7 separate regions of the Homo sapiens genome follow, and all the other regions are linked to region 5. A link is a contact called in ENCODE Hi-C or POLR2A ChIA-PET data. All regions are on one chromosome and are shown on one strand. The core of a region is the stretch at or near the end of the contact, and the rest is flanking DNA. Distances in the headings are between cores, read along the strand shown.

The links. Hi-C counts contacts between places; a loop is a spot of excess contacts on that map. ChIA-PET counts read pairs that join two places held with the same protein, here RNA polymerase II (POLR2A). Pooled maps may share reads with other maps.
Region 1: a map of ascending aorta shows a loop between it and region 5 (13-fold over the local background). The contact joins the promoter of STK10 here to the promoter of RNF44 in region 5. A Hi-C loop is called at or near these places in 3 of 168 maps with a recorded cell type or tissue (CD4-positive, alpha-beta T cell, ascending aorta and naive thymus-derived CD4-positive, alpha-beta T cell), 2 of 37 single-sample maps with no recorded cell type and 13 of 50 pooled maps. POLR2A ChIA-PET finds 5 or more read pairs at or near these places in 1 of 52 experiments (activated CD4-positive, alpha-beta T cell).
Region 2: a loop to region 5 is called in a pooled map, with 13 times the contacts of the local background. The contact joins the promoter of CANX here to the promoter of RNF44 in region 5. A Hi-C loop is called at or near these places in 1 of 37 single-sample maps with no recorded cell type and 8 of 50 pooled maps. POLR2A ChIA-PET finds 5 or more read pairs at or near these places in 1 of 52 experiments (activated naive CD8-positive, alpha-beta T cell).
Region 3: a map of CD8-positive, alpha-beta T cell shows a loop between it and region 5 (8-fold over the local background). The contact joins the promoter of DUSP1 here to the promoter of RNF44 in region 5. A Hi-C loop is called at or near these places in 1 of 168 maps with a recorded cell type or tissue (CD8-positive, alpha-beta T cell), 1 of 37 single-sample maps with no recorded cell type and 13 of 50 pooled maps. POLR2A ChIA-PET finds 5 or more read pairs at or near these places in 1 of 52 experiments (activated CD8-positive, alpha-beta memory T cell).
Region 4: a loop to region 5 is called in a map of naive thymus-derived CD4-positive, alpha-beta T cell, with 9 times the contacts of the local background. The contact joins the promoter of MGAT1 here to the promoter of RNF44 in region 5. A Hi-C loop is called at or near these places in 2 of 168 maps with a recorded cell type or tissue (OCI-LY7 and naive thymus-derived CD4-positive, alpha-beta T cell), 1 of 37 single-sample maps with no recorded cell type and 17 of 50 pooled maps. POLR2A ChIA-PET finds 5 or more read pairs at or near these places in 1 of 52 experiments (HepG2).
Region 6: a loop to region 5 is called in a pooled map, with 9 times the contacts of the local background. The contact joins the promoter of SQSTM1 here to the promoter of RNF44 in region 5. A Hi-C loop is called at or near these places in 10 of 50 pooled maps. POLR2A ChIA-PET finds 5 or more read pairs at or near these places in 2 of 52 experiments (B cell and Caco-2).
Region 7: a loop to region 5 is called in a pooled map, with 12 times the contacts of the local background. The contact joins the promoter of STC2 here to the promoter of RNF44 in region 5. A Hi-C loop is called at or near these places in 2 of 37 single-sample maps with no recorded cell type and 8 of 50 pooled maps.

The regions. Positions count from the first base shown.
Region 1 is chr5:172,186,840-172,189,539 of GRCh38, reverse strand. It overlaps STK10 (serine/threonine kinase 10), which reads left to right and starts at 1,316. Exons shown (of 19, transcript NM_005990.4): 1 at 1,316-1,653. The coding sequence starts at 1,498. RefSeq lists enhancers at 556-1,331, 2,384-2,463 and silencers at 1,004-1,363, 1,664-1,713, 1,844-1,923.
Region 2 is chr5:179,697,517-179,700,216 of GRCh38, reverse strand. It overlaps CANX (calnexin), which reads right to left and starts at 1,250. Exons shown (of 15, transcript NM_001746.4): 1 at 1,115-1,250. RefSeq lists enhancers at 1-55, 1,616-2,145 and silencers at 866-1,155, 1,196-1,605.
Region 3 is chr5:172,769,745-172,772,444 of GRCh38, reverse strand. It overlaps DUSP1 (dual specificity phosphatase 1), which reads left to right and starts at 1,250. Exons shown (of 4, transcript NM_004417.4): 1 at 1,250-1,859; 2 at 2,139-2,284; 3 at 2,651-2,700. The coding sequence starts at 1,493. It overlaps LOC105377730 (a long non-coding RNA gene), which reads right to left and starts at 234. Exons shown (of 3, transcript NR_188285.1): 1 at 1-234. RefSeq lists enhancers at 1-202, 1-239, 1-775, 240-1,001, 1,423-1,692 and 1 more and silencers at 803-1,252, 1,793-1,902.
Region 4 is chr5:180,801,544-180,804,243 of GRCh38, reverse strand. MGAT1 (alpha-1,3-mannosyl-glycoprotein 2-beta-N-acetylglucosaminyltransferase) reads left to right here and starts at 1,438. Exons shown (of 2, transcript NM_002406.4): 1 at 1,438-1,564. RefSeq lists enhancers at 1-4, 459-568, 712-1,418, 1,419-2,126 and silencers at 939-988, 999-1,078, 1,249-1,608.
Region 5 is chr5:176,536,101-176,538,800 of GRCh38, reverse strand. RNF44 (ring finger protein 44) reads left to right here and starts at 1,399. Exons shown (of 11, transcript NM_014901.5): 1 at 1,399-1,861. LOC124901143 (a long non-coding RNA gene) reads right to left here and starts at 872. Exons shown (of 2, transcript XR_007059071.1): 1 at 678-872. RefSeq lists enhancers at 406-585, 826-1,265 and silencers at 1,376-1,635, 1,716-1,905.
Region 6 is chr5:179,819,632-179,822,331 of GRCh38, reverse strand. SQSTM1 (sequestosome 1) reads right to left here and starts at 1,427. Exons shown (of 8, transcript NM_003900.5): 1 at 1,191-1,427. The coding sequence starts at 1,395. RefSeq lists silencers at 813-992, 1,003-1,262, 1,373-1,622 and enhancers at 1,216-1,925, 2,533-2,692, 2,446-2,700.
Region 7 is chr5:173,327,091-173,329,790 of GRCh38, reverse strand. STC2 (stanniocalcin 2) reads left to right here and starts at 1,377. Exons shown (of 4, transcript NM_003714.3): 1 at 1,377-1,748. The coding sequence starts at 1,598. LOC124901137 (a long non-coding RNA gene) reads right to left here and starts at 1,192. Exons shown (of 2, transcript XR_007059056.1): 1 at 40-1,192. RefSeq lists a silencer at 1-183.

The DNA of each region.
Region 1 (2,700 bases), core at 67-2,566, 4.3 Mb after region 5:
TTCCAGGCACTCCTGCAGCTGTGGAAACATTCCGAACGGCTTAGCAACCAGGACACCCTCTGCGCCGACCACTACCAGCATCGCAGGCTTCTTGAGCTGGCTTTCCCAGTGGAAAACCATGCTTGGTGTTTGCACACTGTTCAAAGGATGTTTTCGAACAAAGCACCGAGGAAGGGGCGAAAACACCTCAACACAGCCGTTCTCTGGGGTTGGAGCTATTGAACTGTGACATTTGCGAAGACTCAACTTGTTTATGACACGGTCCAAATAATAACCCTTGCAGACTGCCCGCCCCCCCCCCCCACCCCCAGCACTCTCCTTAGATTCAGGTAAAAGCATGTTATAACCGTCTATAGGACAAACAGGCAACAGTAGCAGTGAAGTGACTCAAGTAGCCAGGATCGAGAATGAAGGTGCTCAAAGAAGACTTTAGTTTGATCTGTATGTAGTGCGCTCATCTTTTTTGAAACTAGGAAATTAAAAATTAGAATAAAGTTTTTATTTAATATGCAAATACATCCGCAAACCCATCAGGAAACATAAGAGAAATCAGTGCCAAAGGAGCTCTTTCTCCCAGCCCTCTAATCCTGGCAGGTTTGTGGATCGTGGACGGGGAGCCCCTGGAAAGGACCGCGCCGGGAAGCCGGGCCCTGCAGGGACTGGCCGCGGCTGCACCGGCGTTGCCCGTCGCACACTAGGAGGCAGCACCGCGCCGAGGAACCCGCAGCAGACGGGCAGCCAGCGTGTGTGCCTGGGGCGAGTGCCCTCGCCTGCCGGCGTCCCCATCGGAAAAGTGGGGGCGAGGGCAGCCTAGCGGAATAGCTGCGGGAGGATTAAATGAACGAGTGCAGGTTCACCTTCTGGGCGCTGACAACGATCCGTGGGCTCTCGCGAAATGCCAAGTCGCCGTCCCGCTTGCTCCCATAAAAGTTTTGGGAGCCACGCGGCGCGGCGGGCGGGCTCCTGAGTCCATGAGCGGTCCCACCGAGCGGTCCCCGAAGCTTCCCCAAAGCCCAGCCCGCGGCTCGCGGAGCGTGGTGTGGGGGGACTACAGTTTCCAGAGTGCCCTGCGGCGACGGGCGGAGCCGGGGAGCGCCCGCAGCCAATTAGGGGGTCCCGGGGCTCTGCCGGGGAGCGGCGGGTGGAGCCGGGCCGGTGGGCGGGCGCGGGGACGGTCCCCTGGAACGGGTCCGAGGCTCTCGCAGGCAGGGCTGGGCCGGGCAGGAGCTGCGAGGCCGGCACAAGGGAGGCGGCCCTGGGGACCTGACAGGGCGGGGGCGGGGGCGGGCACGCCGCCGCCTGCGCGGTTCCGGGTGCTCCCGGCGCGGCGCTGCCCAGGGCACACTTGACCGAGGTCGGGCTGCGGGGAAAGGCGGGTCTGGGGAGAACCCCGAGAGACGCGGCGTCCTCCAACTCCTCCTCCTTCTCCTCGCGGCCGCCGAAGCCACAGCCCGAGCCCGAGCCCGAGCCCGAGCCGGCGCCACCGCGCCCCCGGCCATGGCTTTTGCCAATTTCCGCCGCATCCTGCGCCTGTCTACCTTCGAGAAGAGAAAGTCCCGCGAATATGAGCACGTCCGCCGCGACCTGGACCCCAACGAGGTGTGGGAGATCGTGGGCGAGCTGGGCGACGGCGCCTTCGGCAAGGTTTACAAGGTGAGGGCGCTGAGGTGGGTGGCCGGACGCGCGTCGAGGGGCTCCGGAAGGAAGGGATGCCTGAGCCGGACCCGGCCAGCCTGGCTCCGGCTCCGAGGGCTGCCCGGCGCTGAATTCGGGGTCCCTGGCCCTCATCCCGATGACTCTTGTTTTTTGGGGGGAACATCACTCGGCCCGGCCGAGTCCCTGCGCTCTGGGCGCCCCCTCCGGGCACGGTTGCCGCCCCCACCCTAGCCCTGTTTCGGAGCACTTCCTGTGTGTCCTGCACTGCGCTCGGCGCCGCACGGGGAGACAAAGGGGCGTTGACAGGACCTCAGCATCCGAGAGGGCCACTCGAGGGACCTTCCAGGGACGTTCCGTAAAACGGCGATACGGGCACACTTTTTTTTTTAAGAGAGACCACAGATGCTGTGGGAATATCGAGGCGATGTGGACCGAGAAACTCGGCTGCGCTTGGACGGGTTGGGAGCTAGGGACACATCTGAAGATGAGCCAGAGACAGGGAAGTGGGGTGGGCGAGGGGTGGCCCATGGACTGAGAGGTGGGGCTTGGAAAGGTGGGTTGGGGCTGGTCAGAGGGGGAGGTCAGGATCTGGTGAATGCTGAGCCTGGGGGAACAGATTTGATTCCGTCGGTCTGAGTCACAGCTGGGGAGTCTCCCAGCCTGCAGTCACCTCTCCCCTAGAGGAAGACGCGGCAGAGAGCTTTTGTGGAGTGGGTGGGGCAGAGCTGATTGAGTCTAGAGAAGTGTGGCAGCAGGACGTTGGTTTCTGCTCCTGGGAGCTAATTCTGAGGTGGTGAGTTGTTTTAGGGAGCCAACACCTACAGCTTGACTCCCCCCTTTCCCCTAAGAAAATTTTTACTGGGAGACGCCCACTTGTTAAATTGGTGTATACCTCCAGGAGAGCACCTCTCTTCTAAGCCACTATCCTCCTCCTTGGGGCTCCTGTAGCTTGTAGGGCACTCTGACCCTAGGATTGCCGTTCTATGAGGCTGGACCACAGAGAAGGCTTCTCCAGGCCTTCTCCTCTGACTTGGAAGTGGTCTA
Region 2 (2,700 bases), core at 1-2,500, 3.2 Mb before region 5:
CCCTCAACCAGCAATCACTTGTGTCATGCCCAGCGGTAATACACAATGCCCGGTTTCTTCTATCACCATAACTGTGACCTCAGGTCCTGCGAAACAGGACTGAACCAGTTCACTAGGATGGCAGTGTATTGGTCCAAAGGCATTCAGATTATAATAACGTACCGCAATGATCATCGAGCAGTTACTAAATGTCGGACTTCCCTGTCTTATTGTATACATATCTTAATTTAATCCTCACAAATCCATCGGGTATTATTATATCCATTACTTGACAAGAACGGGGGCACAAAGGGTAAGAAAACTGCCGAAGTTCACAGAGCAACCAATGACCAATCAAAGACTCGAGCCAGGGCCTTAGCGTTAACCACTGCACGGTCTATCCCTGAACTATAATCCCAGCACCATCAGTACACTAATCGCATGACCTTGGGCCAGTCATTTCATACCTCCAGGCCTCCGGTGTGGAAAGAGATGCACTTAGATGAGCTTTCGGGGGCTTTCCTGCTTTTAACGCCCTGTCCCTCTCCAACTGGATTACTCGCCTCCAGAATAGGTGCTGTAACTGCTAAGTTTCTCAACCACTGCGTGTTCTCCTTCTGGTACATTCCCCTTTCTCTTCAGGGAACTAGGGTCCAGTCTCCGCTTTGGATTTTCAAATATTAAACTGTAACGCTAGTTGTAAACATTCCCTCTCGGTCTAATACCACCCTTCCCTACTACTAGGGGTACCTAGTAGGCCCGATTCCACCCTATACTTTTACCCAGTTACTCCAGCCCACCTCGCGGCTGCCCAGGCAGCCGGCAAAGAGGCCTAAGAAAGCCCTAGAAGCAAAGCCATAGGAATAAGTCAGCTTTCCCAGAGGTCAAAGAAGGCTGTCGGGCCACCTGCCACGCCTCCCGACCCCGGCGGCGCGGCCTGGGCCCGCAACCCAACCAAAGACGCCCGGATTCGGGCCTCCTCGCTCACGGCGGGCGCGTCGGCCAGGGCCTGGGCCCTCAAGAGCCAGCCCGACCCCTCAGTCGCCGGCCACGCCCGACCCCTCAGCCGCAGAGGCGCTCCCAGCCCCCCGAGGTCCTCACAGGCCCGAGGACGCGCTCAGGTCTCCCCTCTCACCTCTAGCCTCCCGGGGACCGCGGGGGTGCCCGTGCCCCTTCCCGCCCGCACACCTTGCCCCGCGCCGCAGTAAAGAGAGAGGCGGAGGCGGCCCGACCGTCACGTGCCGCAGAACCAAGAGGCCTCGGCCACCGCTGCCGCGCGAGCGAGCCCCACCGCACGAAGCCCGGCCCTGTGCCCGCCCCTGGCCCCTGAGTAGCCACAGCCGGCGCCAAGTCCCGCCCTCCCGCGCAAGCCCCGACATCCGGTTGGCCGGCGTGGGCATCGCTCTACGCACCGTCCCATACGCCCCCTACGGCTATTCTTCGTGGAGTGTGAAGATTGGCCGGGAGTGAGGCAGGAAGTGGCTGTTGGTTGGGCGGGAGGTGAGGGGCGGGCCACGCTGGATCGAGACCGCCGGGCGCGCGCGTCTCGGGGCGGGGCTGGTTTAACAGGCGTTCCCGCGTCGGTTGCTGTGGTGCCTTCGGGGCGTTCCAACCCAACCCCCAGTAGCCCTCACCCGTCTGGTTCCTGGAGCCGAGACTTGGGACGCATCGCGCGCCCTTCGCTGACGGGGCAAACGGCAGCCGGCAAAAGGGGTAGGAGTCCGACGATCGGCCATCAGGAAGGGCCCGTTGCAGCGAACGCGGGCCCCTACGGGCGTGAGCAGAACCCAGCGCGAGCGCCTGGCCGGATTGGCGTGCACTGCTCCGCGCTGTGTGAGCCGGCGCCGCAGTTCCTGCAGAGTCATGGCTCGGCCCAGGAGCCTGCGCAGCCTCGTCGCCCAGCATAACACACAGTCCAGAATAATATAATCCGAGGTTATTTGAACTTTCAATTTATGTTTCCTGAAGTGAGATTAGGTGTCAGGGCAGAGAGATACAGGGATGACAGGACGAGAGAAAGGATGGTGCCATGGAAAGATTTAAGATACGCCACCATTTTAGTAACCCACTCTTAGTACATCTTCAGTTTTCAGTATGCTGAGAACCTCACAAAATGGAAGTGGCCCAGGGTTTTTCTAGACCTTTAGAGATCCTGATCTCTTGTTCTCTATTTGTTTGGACACCCAAAGGCTTGACTACTAGGGTGGAAAACACTAGAATCAGCGAATGTATCACTGATCTGAAAAGCCCTCTTGCCACCGGGAAGGGGAAGAAAGGCAGGGTTTGGTGTTTGCATGAGTTAGTATCATCCAACCCTCAACCCCCAAATTTTTTTTATTTTTATTTTTTTGAGACGAAGTCTTGCTCTGTCGCTCAGGCTGGAGTCTAGTGGTGCGATCTTAGCTCACTACAACCTCCGCCTCCCGGGTTCAAGCGATTCTCCCTCAGCCTCCCGAGTAGCTGGGATTACAGGCGCCCGCCACCACGCCCGGCTAATTTTTGTATTTTAGTAGAGACAGGTTTCACCATGTTGGCCAGGCTGACCTCAGGTGATCGACCTGCCTCTGCCTCCCACAGTGCTGGGATTACAGGCGTGAGCCACGGCGCCCCAACTTCAGCCCCAAAATTTGTGTAGGAGAATTTTGGTTTCCTGTCTACCTGGGGAAGCAGCTATTCAAAGCAGAATAAAATTCTGGATGCTACATGATCCAAATAATGAGC
Region 3 (2,700 bases), core at 1-2,500, 3.8 Mb after region 5:
CCGTCACTGGGACTCAGGGCACGGAGATCGCTGGGCGGGGCGGGGGTCTTCCCAAGTGTTGCGATCCAGGTCCTGGCAATCCGCCCACAATGGCCCGGGATTGGATTTTGCTTTCGGCCTATAACGGCCGCGACGACAGGGAGCGAGGGTTGTGGCCGGCTTCTGTTCCGGGTTGGAGGCCCCCAGCCCAGCGCTTAGTGGGCGCTCACTGTGTATACTGCCTATTTGTATAATAAAGAAAGGGATGGAGAAGCTCAGTCTGGAGCCAAGGTGACAGAAACGTGTCGGGCGGCCCCTGGGGGGCGCCGTCGAGTCGCGCTGCGGGTCGCCCCTCACCCCTCCAAACGCCAAACCCTGGAATCCACTGCGGGGCCTTGCGACCCCTCACCGGGATTTCAGCCCCCTGACCTGCCTCCCTTGGCTCCAAGTCTTCCGGGGGCCACAAGACTAGGAATAGCATTATTTCCCGGTGGGAGTTTGCTTGCTCACACTTTCATGGCAAATGTAGATATTTTAAAGCCACCTTAAAGAAAAGTCTGGGAAACAGGAAAGCATTGCCCTGAACCTCTCCGCCCCAACTCGCTCGAGTCGGTCTTGGTAGGGACGACTTTTCTATCGGCAGAGTTGTTCATTTTTCTCTAAACTTCATCTTAGGCGCCTATTTGCTGCCCCCACCCCAGTAGTGTGGTTCTGGGCAAGTCAGTCGCTTCGCCTGGGGAACCTCAGTTTCCCCGCCTGTTAGTGATGAGGAAATGAGGAAAAGGGGCACAAGAGTATGCAAAAGCACAGGAAGCCCCTTTCGGTTCAGGTCGGCGGCCGAGGGGCACGGGGAAGGGGACTCGGGGAGGGAGAGAGGGAGGAGCGGCGAGGCCAAGGCAGGTGGCACGTCGCCCGTTCTCCCGGCCGCTCGCATCCCGGAGGTCAGCCTCAGCTGGCAGCGAGCCCTCCTCCTCCCCGCTGGGCCTGGAGCGCGGCGCGGGTCCGGTCCCTGGGGACGCGCCAAGAGCAGGCCGGACAGCAGGGCGGGGGCCGGGCCGCGAGCCAGCGCGCGGCGAGCGGACCCAGCTCCGAGGCTGATGACGTCTCCCCCTCTGGCTCGGCGGCGCCTGGCCTGGCAGGGCGGGTGACGTCACCGCCCCGTCACGTGATCACCATTCAAACAAACACCCCCCCTCCCCCTGCGCGCGGGTCTGGCCCGCCCCGTCCCCCAGAGGCCGCATATAAACGCGCTCCCCGGGCCAGGCTCGCTGCGAAGGACATTTGGGCTGTGTGTGCGACGCGGGTCGGAGGGGCAGTCGGGGGAACCGCGAAGAAGCCGAGGAGCCCGGAGCCCCGCGTGACGCTCCTCTCTCAGTCCAAAAGCGGCTTTTGGTTCGGCGCAGAGAGACCCGGGGGTCTAGCTTTTCCTCGAAAAGCGCCGCCCTGCCCTTGGCCCCGAGAACAGACAAAGAGCACCGCAGGGCCGATCACGCTGGGGGCGCTGAGGCCGGCCATGGTCATGGAAGTGGGCACCCTGGACGCTGGAGGCCTGCGGGCGCTGCTGGGGGAGCGAGCGGCGCAATGCCTGCTGCTGGACTGCCGCTCCTTCTTCGCTTTCAACGCCGGCCACATCGCCGGCTCTGTCAACGTGCGCTTCAGCACCATCGTGCGGCGCCGGGCCAAGGGCGCCATGGGCCTGGAGCACATCGTGCCCAACGCCGAGCTCCGCGGCCGCCTGCTGGCCGGCGCCTACCACGCCGTGGTGTTGCTGGACGAGCGCAGCGCCGCCCTGGACGGCGCCAAGCGCGACGGCACCCTGGCCCTGGCGGCCGGCGCGCTCTGCCGCGAGGCGCGCGCCGCGCAAGTCTTCTTCCTCAAAGGTACGCCCTCGGGGAAGCTCGGGGCGGGCCGCACACCCCTGAGGTTTTGCCCGGTACCCCTGGCTCTCGGCTCCCGGGGGATCGCCCCACCTGCAGCGCGTGGGCGCTGGAGTACATTTATCTCTGGAACTTGTCATTGGCTTTGTTTGGCTCTGGAAACAAAGACTTGCCTGGGCCTTTCCGATGTAAACTTCCAGCCCTTGGTGGGTGGGGGAGTTGTATGAAGGTGCCGTGTCCCGGTGTCACTAATGGGGAAAAAAAATGTCTTTGTATTCCCAGGAGGATACGAAGCGTTTTCGGCTTCCTGCCCGGAGCTGTGCAGCAAACAGTCGACCCCCATGGGGCTCAGCCTTCCCCTGAGTACTAGCGTCCCTGACAGCGCGGAATCTGGGTGCAGTTCCTGCAGTACCCCACTCTACGATCAGGTTAGTAGGTGTCCCTGCCACAGGGAAGAAGTAAGAACTGGCAAAGGCATGGAAGAGTAGTGCCAGGGAGAATATAGAAAGTGACCTGCAGCATTATTTATAACGGAGGGGACACAGGGATATGATTTATTCCACAGTTAAGTGGTCTGACGGAGCCGAGTCTCCAATTGTAGGCTCTACGGAAATGAACTTGCTGGTCCTGCCCAGGCAAATGGGCTTAGTTCCCTATTTATTTATCCTCCAGCAACAGAACTGAGTTCACTCGGTATCTGAAATTGACTTTTCCAGCAGAAAGTTTTTGTGGGTATGGGCACTGGCCTTGGCTTTGAGCAAGCTTGATGAATGTTGGATATTTCTGGATTTCAGGGTGGCCCGGTGGAAATCCTGCCCTTTCTGTACCTGGGCAGTGCGTATCA
Region 4 (2,700 bases), core at 189-2,688, 4.3 Mb before region 5:
CACTTACCCTGAGCCTCAAACTAGTTATCTGTAGAATGGGGATGATAACGCTCACTCCGCAGAGCTGCTGAGGCTTGAAGGACAGGCCGAGGGAGGGTTTGGCCCGTGAGGCCCCTCACCATGCCTGGTGACCCCTTAGCAGTTTTGATTTAGGTCCTCGCCTCCACGCAGGGGCCTGCGGGTGCGCGCGGCCCTTTGTTTCTCTAGAACCCTGCACGATTCGTGGTTTCATGTAGAAACAAGTTAGTGAGCAGTCAGTCAGTAACCACAGGCCGCAGAGTTCCGGGCTGCTCCGTGCTCTGGAACACGGGGGAGGGGTTGATGTCAGGGGCGTGGGTCCTGATCACATGGCAGCAGCCCTTCTTGGGGAAGTCAGCTACCCAGCAGCCTGTAGTCCTCGGCTACCCACCCTCACCGCCTGGGGTCCCATGGTGAGACAGCTGGGTGGGCATCAGGCTTCTGCAGAGGGCCAGGCCGGAGGGAGCTGGGCGAGGGAGTGGGGCTGGCTCCTGGCTTGCACCGGCCTCGTGGAATCCAGGCCTCAGACCTGATCGCTGGCGAAACTGGCTCTGTGCGCTGGAGCCCCTGGTCTTCTGCGTCTGTCCTCCTCCCGGCCAGACTTTACTCCTGGCTCAGCGACAGGTATTTGCTATGGAAGAGCTGTCCCTCCCTCCCCTCGGTGGGCCTGGGTCCACCTCCACCTCCTCTTCAGGTCCGCACCTTCCTCCCCTTTAAAACACCAGCCGGGCGCAGACCCGTTCTAGGCTTTTCCATGGTGCTTCCGCCAAAGCTTGTGACCGAGTCCTTCCCGCCTAGGGCTGGTGGGCCTCCCCTGCTGGTAGGTCTCTCTTCGCTTTCTTTACTCAGAACTGAAGCTCTCATTCCCCACCCACCAAGGAAAAACAAAAGGGAAGAAGCCACAGCTGGCCCCGGCTTGCTTTGGCACAGGTGTTTCCCCCCGGCCCCCCGTCGGGCACCCTGGTTCCTGTTCTGTCCCTGCCCCACGCGACCCTGGGGCTCCCACCCGGGCTCCTCAGCCTCCCCTGGGTTGGGGTGGGGGGACTGGCTCCCAGCCCTTGGCCTAGGGTTTGGTGAACGCCTTTCCTGGACTGCGGGCCCACTTCAGGCGCGGCTCCAGGCTGGGCAGCTGCGCTGGAGGGCCGAGGGCAGGGGTGGGGTCGGGCGTCCACCCTCAGGGTTGCGCCAGGGAGCCGGAAAGCCGACTCCCGAAGTTGGGGTCCTGGGAAAACTTGGGTCCTGGGTTGACTGAGAAGCGGCGGGGAAAGGAGGCGGGCCAGGAGGAGGGGGCCTGGCGGACGCCGGCCGGGGGGCGGGGCGCGGCGGGGCTGTCGGTCACGCCCCTCAGTCCGCCCCGCCCCGCCCCGCCTGCCGGGGAAGGGCCACGTTGCCCGCCCGGCCGTCCGGCCCCGGCGCGCCGCAGAAAGGGCTGGCGAGTCGAAAGGCGAGGCGGCCGCGGCAGCGCTTGGGACGCGCCTGGGCACCGGGCTCGCTCCCTGCGCCCCGGAGCAGGCCAAGTTCGGGGCCAGGACGTCGGGAGGACCTGGTGAGTAGGTGTCCGGGGACGGAGGTCAGACCGGGGGAGGCCTCGCGGGCGCCGAGAGGGAGCCCAAGGGACGTCGGGTCGCCCCAAAGCCCCGGTGCCCATGAGTGCTAGCGAGAGGGGGCTTGGCTGGGGAGCGGCCCGGTCCGACCCGGTGCCAGCTGCGCGTTAGTCCCTTCCCGAGCCGAGAGGTTGGAACTCCGCCTTCTGCTTTCGGAATCCCGGGCCTCCAGCTGTTAGAGGAAGGGCGGGCTCCGCGGACTGGGGAGGATGTTGTGAAACTCGGCCCCGGGCGTCCGTGCGTGCGGGGCAGGGAGGGGGTGGGATTGGGGAGTGGCCTTTCCCCCCTAACCTCACTCCAGCATCCTTTCCCCAAGTTAATAGAGGCTGATTCTCCTCAGCAGAAAGGAAATGTTGATTCAGTGTTGAAATATATATATAATAAGTTGGCAAGAAAACTTTTCTTCCTGTTTGCTAACGTGTGTGGAGTAGAGAGCCCCGGGACGTGCAGTGCCCGCGTCTGATAAACTCTGAAGTAGAGGGACTGTGGCTGGCCGGCTCCCTGAAGGCTGAAGCTTCACTTTGGTTAACCCTTGCTGCTGTAGTGGGTCTGCCGTTTTGTTTTAGAACATCACTGGCTGAGATGTTGCCCAGCTTTATTTTCAGTCATTTACGGTATTTTTTCAGGCCGTGTAGCCTTTGCTCTTACGTGCTCACATCATCCAGGATCTGCCTTCCATCAGCAATCACTGCGTCCTGGTCCTTCCCAATTCTGGGGACCATTGAGCTCACCCATTTCCCTGCTTCTGTGTCTCATTCTCACTGTTAGAAGCACTGCGGTATGCCTGACCTCAGTGGCCTGTGTTAACAAGGGAAACTCATTACTGTTCGGGGCAGTAGGGAAATTGTCACTGTCGTCAGTATCCAGGCAGTGGGACCTTGTGATGAACCAAATCAACCCTGTCACCTTATAGATGAGAGAACTAAGGTACAAGTGGGTCAAGTGACTTGTCCAAAGTTGCCTGGCTTGCTGGCTGGATCGCCTGAATCCCAGGCCTCATGCCTTTTGTGGCACTTGTATTTAGCTCTTCTTTTCCAGGATGAATAACCTGCATCCCTTCCCTCCTAGGTCTTATTCT
Region 5 (2,700 bases), core at 150-2,649:
ATACTGTTAGAACTGTTCAGCATCTTGGTTTCAATTTTTATATAAAATTTAGGATTACGAAATATACCAAAGCAGCATAGAAAATGAGCCCCCCATCCCCCTGCCCCATGGCCCACCACACAGGTTAACAGATGTTAACATTTTGCATTGGCGCCTTGTTTATGGCTGTCTTGGAGATAGCCCCGTGTCGCCTCCAGCTGCCTCTTTGTGGTAACTGCCCAAGAGTCGTTATTGATTATATGCATGCACCCAATATTCATTATTCGACCTGTTCCAGCTCTTGGATATTTAGCAAATTACTGATTTTCTGCTTATATAATTGTGGTGGAGGTAATACCCCATTTTGTATAAATTTTGCCCGGGTGGGTGGGCTTCGAGGCAAAGGAGAACGAGGCTCGGCTTTGGATTAGGTTCACACTCCTGCTCCGCCACACTTCTAGTTGTGTGATCTGGAGTAAGGGAAGGCCCTCACTTTCCCCATCTGTAAAATGAACTGGCTATAGTAATCCCTCCGTCTCATAGCTGCTGAGAGGAATAGAAAACTAAAGTATAGACGCTTCACTGGGCTTAGTTCCCAGTTTCCCTGGCTAGGGAGGTCTCCGCGGGGACACCAAACTCTCAAGCCCAGCCTAGCAGCTAGAGCGCCCAGCGCCTGCACTTTTGCTTTAAACTACAACCTGTTCCCCGCCTCTCTTCCTCCACCGCCACGCTGGGGGCGTGGCGGTTAAATGTCTCTGTGACGTCAGCGCGAGCAGGGCCAATCTCCTTGCCCGGCAGACGTTAGCTCGTTTGCATGGGTGGTCCGCCATTGGTCTGTTGGGCAATCTGGGCCGTACCAGCTTTTTAAAGACGCCGTGTAGTATAAACAAGGAGAAGTGGGGCGGCCGGGCCATGATGTCAGCGCGGTGCTGCAGCTCTTGGGGGTGACGTCATCTCCGGGAAGGTGGCCGGCCCAGGGTTGTTAGAGCCAGCATAACCACTTGGGCCGCTCTCGCCCCGTCAGAGGTCAGACCCATTGCACTTCAGTATCTCAGGCGGCACCCTGTCCCCGAGGAGGGGACCATGACACAGTAAGTCCGTACTGCCGGTTCTCCTGGCGGGACCCATTTCTTCGGCAGGGAAACTGAGCCTCAGAGGCGCGAGTAGTTAGCGAGTTTGCATAGCAAGTTCGAGTTGCAGCCGATCGGTTTTGCCCACCCTGGGGTCTCCCCATCTTTATGTCAGGATATGCGGCCCCGCCCCTTGCTTTTGACTATGGCTGCGGTCCCTTTAAGTGCGAAGGTGGGGGCGAGGAGGAGGTTAAAAAAATTCAAGATGGTGGCCCACTAGTCACGTGCGTGGTCGCGGCGAGTGATTGGCTCTCAGGGCGGAGCTCCCGGCGCGGGGCGGGGCCCCTGCGGGCTTGCAGCGGGCTACTGTTTGCCGGAGCCTCCCGGCGCGCCCCCGCGAGCCCCCTCCCGTCTGGCGCGCGACCCCGCCGCTTCGAATGTTGTGAATCAAATGTGGGGTTTGTTACATTCCGCTGCCGCCGCGGACAGTTCTTAAAGGGCCAGCCGCCGGCTGCCGCGCAGACCCAGCTGCGTCCTGCGCCGCCTCCCGCTCCCTGAGGGCCTGGGCCGAGAGAGACTGATCGCGCGTGGGCCTCGCGAGGCAGACGCCGTCGGGCGGACAACAAAGAGAGAGGCCCCGGAAGGAGCCGGGCTGCCCCCGGACCCGGGGGTGGGGAGGGGAGCACATTGTTCCGCAGGGCGGGAGCTCTTAAAGGATCCAGACAGGCACCCCCCCCCTCCCCCGCCCCCTGCCCAGTTTGGCCGTCCTAGATCGGGAACAAAGGAGTCAACGTGTGGCCGGGCGGCCAAAGGTGAGTCGGTGCCAGGGCCCCCAACTTCCTATTCCCCCACCCATGGACCTTCTGTTCCCCTCCCCTGGGAATGGGGGCCGTGATCTAGGTGGCTCCGTAGGGGTTAATCACGGGCGGTCCAGACTGCGGGCAGCGAGACCCCAGGGATCAGGAACCCCCCCCAAGGCCCCCCGTGGCCGGGCCGTATCTCCCCTCTCCTGCAGCTGAGCGCTGCGGTTGGAGAGGAAGGAGCCGCCCCCCTCCCCCTGCGGCCGCCACTTCCTTTGTTGTTGCTTTTGTCTCACGCCGAGCACATGGTCCGGGATCCTCGGCTCTTAAAGTCGCAGCGTTCTGGCCCCTGCGCTGCAGTCTCGCCTCCCGCCCCCGGTGTCCCTCCGAGAGCGGCGCAAAAGAGTAGGAAGCGGACGAGGGAGGCCCCTCTCGGGGCTGTGTCCGCGCCTCGGCCCCCCAGCACTATGCCTGGGGAGGGGTGGCTGGGTAAGCTTCCCAGAGCCCCACAGCGTGCACTTGGCCCGCGTTGGGGAGCCCCCCCTTCCCCAGGACCCTGGTTTCCTCCCCCACTAGTGTGACCACCTGGTTTCTTCTGGACTCTTCTGGTTTTATTTGGGCGCTGTGGGAAGGAAAGATTTCCACCCCCATTTTATAGCTGTGCCAACTGAGGCGCTCAGAAGCAAAGGGATTTCCTTGACCAAGGTCACTAGGGAGTCTTCTCTCCTAGTCTGGTGGTCCGGCCCTCAGCGGCCTCCAGGCACCACACGTTGGGAAGCTCTGCTTGCGCTGGGCAGAGCCTGCTTGTTTCGGGTGGGGTGTGGGGAAGTAGGAAGGGGGGCTTCTCTTCC
Region 6 (2,700 bases), core at 178-2,677, 3.3 Mb before region 5:
TCAACTAATGAACAGGTAAACAAAACATGGCCTGTCCACACAACAGAATATTATTCCTCCAAAAAAAACTAGTTCTGATATGTGCCACAACACTGAACACATTACACTAAGTGAAAGAAACCACTTGCAAGACTACATTGTCTGATTCTATTTACATGAAATGTCCAGGATTGCAAGATGAATAGATACAGAAAGGAGGTTGCTGGGGGCATGTGGATAAGAGGGTGATAAAAGGTATGTATGGCGTTTATAAGGTGATGAAAAGCTCTCACACTGAATATGGTCCACAAACCTATGAAAATAGTGAAAACCACTGACTTGTACACTAAATGGGTGAACCCTTATTTCAGTTACAGCTCAATAACATCACAATTTTTTTTTTTTTAAGAATAGGAGAGGGCCTGGTATGCTGGCAGCGCTCCAGAGGGAGGTCCTAGCACTGCACCCTCCCAGGGGCCGGCCTTGGCCACCTCCCGCCCTCCTGGCCACAACCACCTCCCTAACCCCACCCCCAGCAGCCACTGGTCACACCAGCGCAGCAGGAAACAGGGCTTCTGTGCCAACACCAACACTTCTGAAGAACGTTCTCGTCCACTTGCCAATGGGAAAACATCTGTACTCGACCTGGCTCGGAGCGTTCCGCCGGCGATCCGTGCCCTTCTCCCAGGCGCTGTCGCGGCGCTCGCGAGTCCCCCGCACCCCCGCGCTTGTTTACCCGCGTCACTCCCTCCCCTCGCCGGCGCTCGCCCGGCTCCTCCAGGGCATTATCTGAACCCACCACCTGGCGCAGCAAGGTGTCAGTGTAACCCGAGTGCCCGCCTGACCACCCAGTGCCCGCGGAGAGCCAGAGCGTTCGCCCCGGCGCGTCCTTGCCAAAATCCCCAACAGCGCGGGGGGTGGAGCGGGGCGTCTGACGCCCCCAGGCTCGAGCCCCCGGCCGGCAGGGCTCCACCGCCCCAGGGGGCCGACGCTGAGCAGCGGGTCCCGGCCTTGGTCACCACTCCAGTCACCAGGCCGGCTCCCATGGCCGAACTGGGGACCCATGCAGGCCACCGCCATCCAGGGAGCAGCCAGCGCAGACCCCCTCACGGCCCGCCAGGCGTCGCCGAGAAGGGAGGGGGCAGCCACCCCGCGGCAGGAGGCCGTGTCCGGCCTGCGTCACCGCCCCCGCCGCTCCCCGGCCCGCTCACCGCGGTAGTGCGCCTGGAAGCCGCCAGGCCGCAGCGCGGGGAACAGGGCGGCCACCCGGCTCAGCAGCCGCTCGCAGGGTCCCGGACCCGCCGCAGCCTCGGCTTCCGCCTCAGGCTCGGGGCTGCAGCAGAAGCTGAAGCGGCGAATCTCGCGCGCCGCGTCCTCCTTGCCCAGAAGGTAGGCCTTCACGGTGAGCGACGCCATAGCGAGCGGCGAGCTGGCGGAAAACGGGCCGTCCCGGTCGCAGCCGCCGCGCGGCTTTTGTAGCGAACGCGGAGGCCCCGCCCCGCCTCGAGAGGGGCGGAGTCTCTCGCGCCCTCCCCGCCCCCGCCACCGTCGTCGCGGCGCGAGAGCCGCCCTGCAGAGGCCCCTTCACTACTCTCCCCTTCCCCGCTACCCCTCGCTCCAGGTCTCCCGGCCCCCTCATTGCTGACCCCTCTCTTCATTGCCCCGGTGCACCAAGGACCCCAGGAAACCGGCCCTGGCACTCATACAGGCCTGGGCTCCAGCCTCTGCACCTGGGATCAGGGTACTGGCGGGGGTCCAGCCCCTCGCCCCTCCCAGGCTTGGGCCTGGCCATGACTCAGCAATATCCTCAGTTGGGGGTACCCAGTGCAGGGAGAGGGGGACACAGCCCCCATATCAGGAGGCTGCTAGGTCGCCCAGTGGGCACTGCTGGCCAGAACAAGCTGGCTCTCAGGTTGCTGTTCCGACCCTGCCATGGTCAGCCTGCCGCGGTGGCAGCCCTCTTACAGCGCATGGCATCCTCGGTGATGGGCAGCGCATAGCATACTCGGTGACGGACCCCGACTCTGGCCTGAGCACCAGAGAAGTTCCCAGTTTAGTAGGAGTGGAGTTGAGAGGTGCTGGAGGACCAGCTAAGGTCTCCTGAGTGTCAGTGGTCGCCAAGTGTTCACTGTGGTCCAAGTGACTCCTTATGGGCTCCTCAATTCAGCAGGTAATGCCCATGGCCCTGTGGGGGCTCAGGCCCGTTGGCCTTGTGGGCAGCCAAGGGGGTCAGCCAACAGCCTCCTCAGCTAGGAAGGAAGAAACACTGCTTTATGCCACCAGAGTAACCTGTCCGCCAGAACTGGGGCAAGGAGAGGGGCAGGACGAGTGGTCACCCTCTGGAGCCTCCCAGGCAAGGTCCTGTGAGTAGGAGGTCAGAACCTGCTGGGTCCAACTCATGCCATTTCAGCCCAGGGCTTGCAGGAGCTGGAGAAACCTCCCAGGGGAGGAAACCCAGAGGGAGGCAAGAGTGGCTGGATGGGGCCAGTCAGGTGCGAAGGTGATGTGTGGGTGTGCGCACAGCAGGGGCTGGTCCACAGGTGTGAATGATCCTTCCCGGAGGGCTCCGAAGTGGGCAAGGCTTCCACCCTGCCCAGAGCAGCCCTGTGGAGAGGGTTCAGGCCTCTCCCTGCATCCGGCGGTGGAGAGTGGAAAATGCCCCAGGGCCTGCTGGAGCCACTGCCTTGCAGACAGGGGCAGGGGACACAGAGGGGCGTGCTG
Region 7 (2,700 bases), core at 128-2,627, 3.2 Mb after region 5:
GGCGGGGGTGGGGGATCGAGAGCTGGTACCGGGGCTCACCTGTTCTCCAGGAGGAGGGTGGGGACGGGGGGAGGGGCGAGTGCGCGCCAACGCCGGGTGCGTGCCCTGGGGCGCTTGGGCGCGGCGCTCGTGTCCCCGCCCTCCCCCAGCCCTGCGAGCCCCCCGAGCTGCGCCGTGGGGTGACGGGACCGAGAGCAGTTCCTGTCCCCGGCCCCGGCGCGGGGGAGACGTGAGCGTGCACACGTACACACACAGCAGGGGAAGAGGCGCTCCAAGCGGCGCCCAACTTTCTCCTTCCCTCCACGGGCCGGGTGAGAAAGTAGCCGGGGGCTATCCCGACCCGGCGGTTCTTGGGGAGGGGGCCGAACAAGAAAAGGGAGGAGATGGAGATAACTTCCCCGGATTTAGCTTTTTTGTCTTTGTTTTTGTTCTCACCACTTCCATCGGATGACTGGAGAGTAAAAGGGAACCCGGAGCGGGGTGGCGAGCAGCGCTTTGAGAAAATGCAGGAGTGTGTTTGGAGACGCGTAAAGTTGCCTTTCAAGCTCTGGCCTCCGGGCACGCGATGCTCCGCGGCGGGCTGACTCAGGGCTGCCTTGGGCCTCCCTGCCACCCTCCTGGAAATGATGCAAGTCCTGACTGTCACCTGGATCCCTGCAGCCCAGCCTGGAATGCGTCTGGATTAGGGGAAAGACGAGAAACGACACTCCAGGTGTTGCACGGCCCACCAAAGCGGGAAGATAGGGCAGTTGCTCAGACCAAATACTGTATCTAGTGCTTCTGCTCCTATCTTCAATCGTGGGGTTCTTTTTAATGCAAAGTGTCACAAGGCCAGGAATTCCCATGTGTGCTCAGTTGGCCCACAGCATCATTGTGCCTAGGAAACTGCTTCAATTTATCAAGTCCTCTGGGCTGGGAATCTCACTGAATTCCAAACGGCGGAAAGAGGAAACTTTCCCAACCCGATGTGGGTGTGACGCGAGCCAGGGGCCCCAGGGACACTGTCCCAGAGCACACCGTCCCCCTTTAACAGCAACTGGAGCTTGGATTCGCTCTTATATTGTACAGTCCTTTCGACCATTGCCCTGGAGCACCCGCACACGCGCACGCATCTCCGGCCGCGCTCACACACACTCATACACACGCACGCAAACGCGTGGCCGCCGCCAGGTCGGCAACTTTGTCCGGCGCTCCCAGCGGCGCTCGGCTTCCTCCTGTAGTAGTTGAGCGCAGGCCCCGCCTCCCGGCCGTGTTGTCAAAAGGGCCGGGGTCTCGGATTGGTCCAGCCGCCGGGACAACACCTGCTCGACTCCTTCATTCAAGTGACACCAGAGCTTCCAGGGATATTTGAGGCACCATCCCTGCCATTGCCGGGCACTCGCGGCGCTGCTAACGGCCTGGTCACATGCTCTCCGGAGAGCTACGGGAGGGCGCTGGGTAACCTCTATCCGAGCCGCGGCCGCGAGGAGGAGGGAAAAGGCGAGCAAAAAGGAAGAGTGGGAGGAGGAGGGGAAGCGGCGAAGGAGGAAGAGGAGGAGGAGGAAGAGGGGAGCACAAAGGATCCAGGTCTCCCGACGGGAGGTTAATACCAAGAACCATGTGTGCCGAGCGGCTGGGCCAGTTCATGACCCTGGCTTTGGTGTTGGCCACCTTTGACCCGGCGCGGGGGACCGACGCCACCAACCCACCCGAGGGTCCCCAAGACAGGAGCTCCCAGCAGAAAGGCCGCCTGTCCCTGCAGAATACAGGTAAGTGCATGTGCCCCCGCAGCCGGGAGCTACTGGGAGAGGACACCGTGCACCCACGCGGCGCGCCCCAGGCGTTTCGCCGGGAGCCAGGCGCCCACCCAGGGCCACGCAAACTCTTGGGATGGCACGGGACGTGCAAAGGGAAGCGCGAGGCAAGGCGAGGTCCGCGCCGGGCTCCGAGGGCCCGGAATCTGCACGTGCTAGCAGGGTGATGAAATGGCTGGGGCAGGACTTGTTGCTGTCCTCCCCAGGGTCGAGGGGAAATGAAGCAGCGTCTGACGCTGCCAGCGCCAGCCCCCGCCCCCGAATCCCGGGTCCGGTGCAAAGCGCGCTTCATCCCGGCCGGCACGCGGGAGGCCCAGAGGGTCCCCGGAGCTGGGCTGCGCCCTGCGCCCGGAGAACTTCTCTTCCTGGCCTGCCGGCCTCAGTAAGGGTGCCGCGTCTTCCCCCTCCTCAAAAGATGCCCGACATCCCAGAACTTTGCCGGCGAGACAAATGGCATTGCGAACTTTCCCCCTGGGGGCACTGCTTTCGGAAGGGAGCGTGAGGGCAGCGCAAAGCGTACCTCCGCGGTGCTGCCGCCATCCCCAGCTCCTGGCCAGGTCAGCAAGCCAAGAAATGGTGACACGACCCGAACCGTGCGCCTCCTCTGCTCTACCGGCTCTTGGCTCACCGGCAAGCTGCAAAGCAGAGCCAGGCGTGCAGGGCACGGGGCTGGCCCTTTTCCCAGCTCGGAAAGAGAAAGAAAATCTGCCTACAGCTCCTTCGCTCCACGACCCCTCCCCCGACTTTGGGGGGCCGTGTGAACGCGGCAGCGGCGGCGTGCGTGCGCTCACCGCACGAGCTGGAATGCACGAGTGCCCATTAGGGACGCCCCAAGTGAGTGAATGGCGGCCCTGTGCGGTCCTGCCCCGGCGGCGCGTGGGGTCTTACGGATCCTGTCGCCTCCACA